Linked DNA regions of Homo sapiens: region 2 is linked to region 1. Evidence: read pairs that join two places in POLR2A ChIA-PET (ENCODE). Cell type or tissue: PC-3. All regions are shown on one strand. Each heading gives the region's core, and the rest is flanking DNA. Links, peaks and the distances in the headings are about the cores only.

Evidence for each region. ChIA-PET counts read pairs that join two places held together with the same protein. Peaks named below come from ENCODE experiments on the same cell type or tissue, not always from the same donor. Only the 100,000 strongest peaks of a DNase experiment are listed, where the experiment ranks them.
Region 2: POLR2A ChIA-PET joins it to region 1 with 5 read pairs; 2 of 35 experiments call an interaction of 5 or more read pairs at or near these places.

What each region holds. Positions count from the first base shown.
Region 1 is chr11:102,100,092-102,105,066 of GRCh38, forward strand. No RefSeq gene overlaps it. Among named protein-coding and RNA genes, the nearest start is that of YAP1, 7.9 kb to the right of the region's middle. In PC-3, for the core only: no CTCF peak of the experiment used is centred there; no DNase peak of the experiment used is centred there.
Region 2 is chr11:102,527,943-102,532,917 of GRCh38, forward strand. It overlaps MMP7 (matrix metallopeptidase 7), which reads right to left and starts at 2,805. Exons shown (of 6, transcript NM_002423.5): 1 at 2,651-2,805; 2 at 1-41. The coding sequence starts at 2,758. In PC-3, for the core only: no CTCF peak of the experiment used is centred there; a DNase peak (open chromatin) is centred at 2,759; H3K4me3 peaks cover 405 bases.

The DNA of each region.
Region 1 (4,975 bases), core at 625-4,624:
TTGAGAGTTGATATATTAAATTCTCAACAGAAATTTAGTGTTTTTTTTGAGATGGAGTCTTCTTTCTCTGTCACCCTGGCTGGAGTGCAGTGGCATGATCTCAGCTCACTGCAACCTCCACTTCCCGAGTTCAAGCGATTCTTCTGCCCCAGCCTCCTGAGTAGCTGGGATTACAGGTGCCCACCAGCACACCCGGCTAATTTTTGTATTTTTAGTAGAGACAGAGTTTCACCATGTTGGCCAGGCTGGTCTCGAACTACTGACCTCACGTGATCCACCCTCGGCCTCCCAAGGTGCTGGGATTACAGGCGTGAGCCACTGCGCCAGCCTAGTGGTTTCTACTTAATAGTTTTTTTGTTTTGCTTTTTTGATACAGGGCCTCTCTCTGTTGCCCAGGCTGGAGTGCAGTGGCATGATCTCAGCTCACTGCAACCTCTGTCCCCTGGGTTCAAGTGATCCTCCCACCTCAGCCTCCCGAGTAGTTGAGACCACAGGCATGCCCCACCATGCTTGGCCAATTTTTATATTTTTTTGTAGAGATGGGGTTTTGCCATGTAGCTCAGGCTGGTCTCGAACCCCTGAGCTCAAGAGATCCACCAGCCCCAGCCTCCCAAAGTGCTGAGATTACAGGCCTGAGCCACCGCGTCGGCCTACTTAATGGTTTTTAAAATGTATTTGTGCAGCCGGCGCGGTGGCTTATGTCTGTAATCCCAGCACTTTGGGAGGCCCAGGCAGGCAGATCACAAGGTCAGGAGTTTGAGACCAGCCTGGCCAGCATAGTGAAACCCTGTCTCTACTAAAAATACAAAAATTAGCCGGGAATGGTGGCACGCACCTGTAGTCCCAGCTACTCGGGAGGCTGAGGCAGGATAATCGCTTGAACCTGGGAGACAGAGGTTGTGATGAGCCGAGATCACACCACTGCACTCCAGCCTGGGCAACAGAGTGAGACTACGTCTAAAAAAAAAAAAAAATTATGCTACGTTATGTTGAAGATACGTGTATGACAAAGCAAGCAAGTCACAAGAATGTTAAAACATATAAACATGGCTCGGTGCAGTGGCTCACGCCTGTAATGCCAGCACTCTGGGAGGCTGAGGCAGGTGGATCACTTGAGGTCAGGAGTTCAAGACCAGCCTGGCCAACATGGTGAAACCTCATCTCTACAAAATTAGAAAAATTAGTCAGGCATGATGGCACATGCCTGTAGTCCCAGCTACTCAGAAGGCTGAGGCAGAAGACTCGCTTGAACCCAGGAGGTGGAGGTTGCAGTGAGCCAAGATCACACCACTGCACTCCAGCCTGGGTGACAGACTCCACATCAAAAAAAAAAAAAAATTACAAACAAATTGGAATCACTGCTTAAGAGATTAATTGTCAGCTTTCAGGTAGGAGTCAAGACATCAGTTCGTAAGATCCTTTACAACATGAATATGTTACAAGTGAGATAGATATTTTCAGTTATCAATTAAATACATATACGCTAGATATAGATATTTGCGGGGAAAATGAGATTAAAGGATTTGTCTATAAAATGAAGACATTTACTTTGATGCATAATGTTTACAAAGGATGATATTTAATATTAATAGAACAAAAACAGAATGTAGAAGATAATATAGAGCAGTGGATCTCAAACGCCAGCATGCACCAGAAACACCTAGAGGACTGGTTAAAACCCAGATTGTGCCGGGCGCAGTGGCTCATGCCTGTTATCCCAGCACTTTGGGAGGCCGAGGTGGGTGGATCACCTGAGGTCAGGAGTTCAAGACCAGCCTGACAAATATGGAGAAACTCCATCTCTACTGAAAATACAAAATTAGCTTGGTGTGGTGGCACATGCCTATAATCCCAGCTACTCGGGAGGCTGAGGCAGGAGAATGGCTTGAACCCAGGAGGTGGAGGTGGCGGTAAGCCGAGATTGCGCCATTGCACTCCAGCCTGGGCAACAAAATTGAAACTTCATCTCAAAAAATAAATGAATAAATAAAAATGAACCCCCCCAAAAAAAAAACAGATTACTGTGTGCACCTCCAGAGTCCCTGATTTTGTTGGTCTGGGTTATGGCCAGAGATTTTACATTTCTAACAAGTTAGTGATGCTGATGCTGCTGGTTTAGGGACCACATTGTGAGAACCACTGACAGATAATCATATATATAGTATATTTAGAAGACATCTTTCCATTTTTAGTATAATTTAGTAAAGTATAGTAAATAATGAGATCTAGTAGCCTTTATTTTCAAGCCGGGATGTGGAAAAGTATAAGCCGGAATTTGATAACTGGTATTGTATATAGCATTTGAGAGGCTATTTAGGGGGCCTATTTGGTGCATGCCACACCTAGCTCTGCCCTAAGCCTGAAGCGCCTCATACTGCAAAATTCTTCACACCCGGCTATTCGGCCCAACTTTAATTTCTCTCATAAGGATAATTTCAGCTAGATTTTAGAAGAAAAACAAATATAATTGAAAATTAATTTTTACTGTAGCACATATGACTTTATATTTTAAAAAAAGAAGCTGATTAACCAAAATGCATCTATAGTTGGAAGAATATAAAAATGACATATATATTTGAAAGGAGTAAGCCTTTCTGGAATAGGCGTGACATCTCCAACATACCAAACAAACAAGCAAAAAGTATTGAACAAATTAGCTCAATATACAAAGCAGTGTCAGAGAAGCCAATTAAATGTTGGCTTTTTTTTTCTTTTTTTTTTTTTTTTTTGAGACAGAGTCTCGCCCTGTCACCCAGGCTGGAGTACAGTGGCACAATCTTGGCTCACTGCAACCTCCGTCTCCCGGGTTCAAGCAATTCTCCTGCCCCAGCCTTCCGAGTAGCTGGGATTACAAGTGCGCGCCACGACACCCAGCTAATTTTTTGTATCTTTAGTAAAGGTGCGGTTTCACCATGTTGACCAGGTTGGTCTCAAACTGGCCTCGTGATCCGCCTGCCTCTGCCTCCCAAAGTGCTGGGATTACAGGCGTAAGCCATCGCGCCCGGCCAACTGTTACTTTTATTCCATCAAAAACATTTGAGCGTACAAGACAAATGCATTAGCATTTAGTCAGTGTTGTGATGTCTTGGAGATATATGGTATAGAAACATCTGTCTGGTCTGTGGAGGCTGAATTTTCAAAATTAGAGTCATGGCAGCAAGTTAGTTGTTTGAGATTCAACCGTATCTTCACTTTTGGGCTCCAACATCTCTCTCCTTACCTCTCTCCCCTCCCTCTTTTGAACATTTCTTGAACACCTATTATTTGTTGAGCATTGCTGTCATGAGGATATAAAGATGGGAGATACTGTTGCAGAAGCACTCAGAGGAGTGCTGTGACACAAACATGCATAAAAACTATTACAACAAACTATGGTTAATGCCATGATGGAGGCAATAGCTAGATTCTTTGAGAGCCCAGAGGTGAAGCCCCTTGCCTACTCTGGGGTGGGGACCGATGAGCAGGGGAGAACCATGAGGGCTCTCTGTTAGAGGTTAAGTCTTGAAGGTTGAGTTTCAGGGGAAACTATGTGAAAAGGAGGCAAGTGAGTTCCAAGCAGCAGTAAAAACATCTGCAGTGGTAAAAGGATGAGAGGAAAAATGGCTCACTCAAGAAACCACAAGTGGTTCAATATGTCTGGAAACAAAGCAGACATAGATGAGGAGTGGCAAAAGATAGGTTGAGGAGAGCAGCAAGGACCAGAATGGTTAAAAGCCTCATATGCCATTCTAAGGGGGCTGAATTTGTCCTGAATGGTATCACACCTTGATCAGACTTGCATGTTGGCAAGCTCACTCTGACATCAGAATAGAAGTCTGATGGAGCCAGGTACAACTAGAAGCAGGATGCCGGAAGCAGTAGCTCACGTCTGTAATCCCAGCACTTTGGGAGGCCGAGGCGGGTGGATCACCTAAGGCCAGGAGTTGGAGACCAGCCTAACCAACATGGTGAAACCCCGTCTCTACAAAAAATACAAAAATTAGCCGGGTGTAGTGGTATGCGCCTATAGTCTCAGCTATTTGGGAGGCTGAGGCAGAAGAATCGCTTCAACCTGGGAGGCGGAGGTTGCAATGAGCCGAGATCACGCTACTGCACTCCAGCCTGGGTGACAGAGCGACCATCTGTCTCAAAAACAAAAAAAAAAACAAAACAAACAAACAAACAAAAAAAAGCTAGAAGCAGGAACATGATTTTGGTGGTACTGCAAAAACAAACAAACAAAAAGATAAGAAGTGAAGTATTATAGACGTGAAAATGGGCATGTGGTTGGGTGGTAGACTTTCAGATATCTGAAAGAAAATTAACACAAATGAGTAGTAAGTAAGTTGTAAGTGATGGTGAGAAGGTGATTAAGGGGACACCCAGTTTTCTGGCTTAAACAAGCATGTGGACCATGATGCCATTAACTGAGCTGGTGAATCAGAAGAAGGATGTGGCTTGCGAGGTTGTGTACATGGCTGGTGATGGAGGAGGGTAGAGGTAAAGAGTTCACTTTTAATTAATTAATTAATTAATTAATTAATTTCTTGAGACAGAGTCTCACCTGTCGCCCAGGCTGGAGTGCAGTGGTGTGATGTCAGCTCACTGCAACCTCCTCCTCCCATGTTCAAGTGATTCTCAGTGCCTCAGCTTCCCAAGTAGCTGGGACCACAGGCGTGTGCCACCATGCCCGGCTAATTTTTGTATTTTTAGTAGAGACAGGGTTTCACTCTGTGGGCCAGGCGGGTCTCGAACTCCCGACCTCAAGTGATCTGCCTGCCTTGGACTCCCAAAGTGTTGGGATTACAGGCGTGAGCCACCACACCTGGCCAAGAATTCACTTTTAGATGTGTTGAGTCAGAGGTAAATGAACACAAAGTGAAGTGAACAGGCATGTGGATTGCTCTTTCCAAAAATGTACCTGTGAAGGGAAGAACTTGTGAGGATGTAGATATGTTTATGTAGGTCAGGGAAAGATTTTTTTTTTTTTTTTTTT
Region 2 (4,975 bases), core at 685-4,684, 430 kb after region 1:
TTTGTTTCTGAGTCATAGAGATAAAATCTCTTGAGATAGTCCTATTGAAAAGAGAGTAATTAATCTATAGTTCTTGTTTATTATATTCTTTTATCTTAGAAGCCTATATATCTCTTGCCTTTGGTTCCTGTGAATTCAAATAATGATTTGAAGACAGAATAATTACATAGTCACAGAGAAAAATAAGTGTGCATTAGTGAGGAGAAAATTTAATATTGCTAATGAAGCACTGGCGTGCCATTTCGTGAGCAAAAGAAAAGAATCCCTCAATTTTTAAAAAATCCATTTAAATGTTTTGGGGAGAATTACACTGTACACTTTATAAAGCCTAGAAGTGTGTAAGAGCAATCAGGAAGCATGTACCAGTCTGTCCTCAGGGGTACGACTGGGACATTCTCTGTGTTATCATAGACCCTGTGGGGGAGATCTGAGGTCAACCAGCCCTATCTAAAGTCCAGCTGAGATGCGGTTCCAGCTAAAAGTTAAAGGGTCTTAAAATTTTAGCTCTGGGAAAAGATATTAGGAAATTATTAAATAGTTCAATTTAATAATCCGGTGAAGGAACCAAAGCTTATAGCAACTAAATGATTTATGTGCCCAGGTTCACACCTTAAATTAGTAGCAGAACTGGACTTGACTTTCCTGACTCCTAGGTCCTCTTTTCCCTCTTTCTGCTCATTCCATTCCCAGCCCTTCTTTCTGCTGTTAAATCTCTAGTCAAACCCACTTTGGGAGATTGCAGTATACAGTAGGACTCCCAGGTTTATTCCATGCAAGGTTGGATTCCTGGGAATTTCTCTAAAGTTTCTCAGTATCTGAATATGAGGATAGGAATCCAGCAGCACAAATACAACAACAACAAAAGTGAATGAACTAACAACAATAGCAACCTCACAGGAACATTTTTAAGCACTTACTAGAGCCAGGCACTTACATATTTATTTTATGTAAACCTCATAACCACTCTATGAAACAAGTATGGCATTGTTATCCCTATTTTATACATGAAGAAACACAGCTCAGAGAAGTGAAATAAATTGCACAAGATCACCTTGTGAGTAACTGAAGGAACCAGTATTTGAACTCAAGTGTTCTGACTTCTATACATTAGAAACATGTGTAGGGTTATATGATGCCTGATAATATTGTTGTTAAAATGATTTAAACATTGGCTCACTAATTTGCAGTTTATTTGGAGTAGATGGTAATGGTTACCTGTCTTAGGACCGCCCAGGAATATGCAATTTATGTAAGAAATCTTATTAATATTGTGTCTTTTTTTCCTGTTACCAACAATTGTCTCATTAAATACAACAAATACTTATTGTTCATCCATGACAATTGATAACTGATCCTTTATTTAAAAACAAATAACCCATTTAATCCCTTCTAGAGCTACAGACTTTACCAAGACACCCTCTGGAAGAAATCTCTCTGCTTTGTTGAGATGACTTTTCCTGTTTTTTTGTTAAACCTAGCTAACATCCCTCCAAGTGAAGACTAAGTTTCTGCCAACCTTCACTCTAAGTAAAGAAACTAAACGCAGAGTACTCTTTCTGGAGAATTCATTAGGTGGAACCATATAAAACTACTGTTTTGGAGATTTTAAAAGTTAAATACTAGTAACTTTATGTGGTTCAATCTAACTTATTATAACTGGAACTTTTTAAAAGTCTAAGTTAATGTGAATTAAAAATTGACTTTTCTTATGCTTAAGGCCTAAATTTACAAATAATAGTTATAAGTAATCATCCCATTAGTTAACCAAATAATAATTAGTAGACTGCTTATATTTATTAGACTGCTTATTAAGAAGCATATTGCAAGGAACATGATTTTTGAACCAGAAGCACTTGTCCTTGATTTCTATCTCTACCACTAATAAGTACACTAATCAGTTTAACTTTGGTTTCCTCTTTTTATAGAACTAAGGATTAAATGACACAATGTCTATATAAGTACTTTATAATCTACAATTGTTACATACATGCTAGTTGGTTTTGTTATCACCTCATTTACTTACTAGAATACCCCATGAGGTATAAAACACATAATATTATTTTTTCTACTGGACACATGAGAAAACAAAGTCAGATGTTAATGCCTTGTCTATTGTCATTGACTTGTTGGAGAGTTGTAATTTCTACCCATGTTTTCTGACTTCAGATATCTCCATTACAAACAGTATTGTAAATACACAAACAGTATATTTACAGGTTGTATCTTAAGAGGCAATATTCTGTATACTATAGAAAAAGAATCTCAAGTTATAATAAATAAAAATAAGAACTTAATTTAAACAATGTTTCAGGTATTGTGTTGAATGCTTCACAACACCCTCATTTGGTTGATACCATTCTTATCTCCAACTTCCAAATTGGAAACCTGAAGCTTAGAGAAGTTTGATGACCTTCCTGAGTCTATCTACATAGTGAGTGGAGGGTTGGAACTCAAGCCCGATTTGAGCAGATTCTGAAACCTGCTTTTAATGGCTACTTGATGAAAACATATATTGCTTTTATAATCCGAAGAACCACCCCAAAGAAAATTCCACTGCAATGCTAACATGGGAAGGGAAATAATTGAAAAACACATTTCTTAATGCAGATGGCAAAAGAATGGAACCCTAAGTAAGTGGGCTGTGACATACCTGAGCCTGTTCCCACTGTAGCTCACTCATGCCTCCCGCCTCCTGAGGCAGCGGCAGGGCCAGGCTGCCAGGCAGCAGGCACACAGCACACAGCACGGTGAGTCGCATAGCTGCCGTCCAGAGACAATTGTTCTTGGACCTATGGTTGATTTGGTGTTTTCTGCTAGTGACTGCAGAAATTTATATAGCTTCTCAGCCTCGAATGTGGAAATAGGTGACTCATTTGAGTGTTTTCTTTCTTTTTAGAGTCTACAGAACTTTGAAAGTATGTGTTATTTTTCATTAACTAAAACGAGGAAGTATTACATCGTTATTGGCAGGAAGCACACAATGTATTTGTCTTTCAAAGGATTTTTTTTTCTGTCTGCTGCATAAATTGACTCCATGAGAAACCTCATTTTTTTGCCAAAGTCAAATGACTGCTCTCATAGGTATCATTCAGGACATTATGGTACCATATATTCTTAAAGAATAATATATATTCTTAAATATATATTCTTATTATATGGTACCATGTATTCTTAAATACATGGTACCATATATTCTTAACAATTAAAAGGTTTGGAAAAGTGCACAAAACATGTAAATAATGAAATAATAATTAAGCAAATACTGTAACCGTCACCAAAGTCAAGAAATAGAACATCACCAAAATCCTGTGGTTCTCCATACAGGGGAAAGATGGCAGGAGGCAGATGGAAATGCTGCTGTGTGGCTGGATTAGTGGCCACTCTATATACAACTGTGCTGTGTCCCCTCACCTTCCACGTCCCTTAGCAGAGCAGTGATAATTCCCTTCTTTGGGTCTCCTTTTAATCAGTTTATGTCTTTTCTTAATGGGGAACACTGCCTCTAATTCTTCTTGAATTAAACACAAAAAAATACCAAGCCAACAAAAATCTACAAGCACGGGTTTAACTCTTCATCTGGCTTACTTATTCTGCTTCTCATTTTATAGTAACAGATTCTTCCAAGGCTAGACCTTCAACTTGGAGATCCAATTTTTTTCTTCCAATCACTCTGACTCTGGCTGCTGCCCAGCTACAGGTAGGGCTGCATTGGTCCTTAGTACACAAAATGGTTATTCTACGTATAGCAGTAAGAATCCATTACCTACAGATTCTAGCCCAATGACTCCATTCTTACCAAAAATGAAAGTGAGGCCAAGATGATAATTTAACTTATTATACTTCTCCCAGCTCACACAGATAGTAGCTCAGTGCTTTTTCTATCCCACTGCACTGCCTATTCATTTTGTAATAGGTCTGTCTCTTTTATTATATTATACATTACTTGGGAGAACACCATGGCTTTTGACTCTAATACATCATGGGAAACACTCCAAATATGCTGGAGCTAAAAAATTTAATTAATCACATATCACTTCAATTACATGGTAATTGAGCACTGTGAGCCAGCAAAGGTAAAATTTTCAGATCAGTTAATTAAATTTGCTCTCTTTACAGAGATGTCTTGATTCTGTACGGTCACAGTTTAACTAGAGTAATTGGTATCCTTAGTCAGAGTTTGACATGTGATAAGGTGCACCATAAATATTTGTAGAATAATGAATATTTATGAACTTTACTTGAATAAGCTAAAAATGGAATTATATCACGTTTTTGGTAATATTTGCATTGAATTAAAATCAAAAGGCATTTCCTCAAGTGAATGAGCACACAAGCCACAAATTGGGTGAAAATGAATGCAAAGACACATCCATGGCCAGGCGCGGTGGCTCACGCCTGTAATCCTAGGACTTTGGAAAGCTGAGGCCAGTGGATTGCCTGAGGTCAGGAGTTTGAGACAAGCCTGGGAAACATGGCAAAACCCTGTTTCTAATAAAAATACAACAATTAGCCAAACATGGTGATGCGTGCCTGTAGTCCTAGCTACTCAGGAGGCTGAGGCACGAGAACTGCTTGAACCTCAGAGGCAGAGGTTGCAGTGAGCTGAGATCACTCCACTGCACTCCAGCCTGGGTGACAGAGGGAGACTCTCTCTCTCTCTCAAAAAAAAAAAAAAAAAAAAAAAGACATATCCAATAAAGGACTGTTATCCAAAATATACAAGTATCTTTTAAAACTCAACAATAAAAACACAAACAATCTGATTTTAAAGATGGGCCAAAAACCTTAACAGTCATCTTACCAAAAAAGATATACAGATAGTGAATAAGCATATGAAAATATTCTTCACATCATATGTCATTGGGGAAATGCAAATCAAAACAGTAATGAGATACCACTACTTACCAATTAGAAAGGCCAAAATCCAGAACGCTGACAGTGGCAATTGCAGGATGTTTTAGTGGAAATGAAAAAT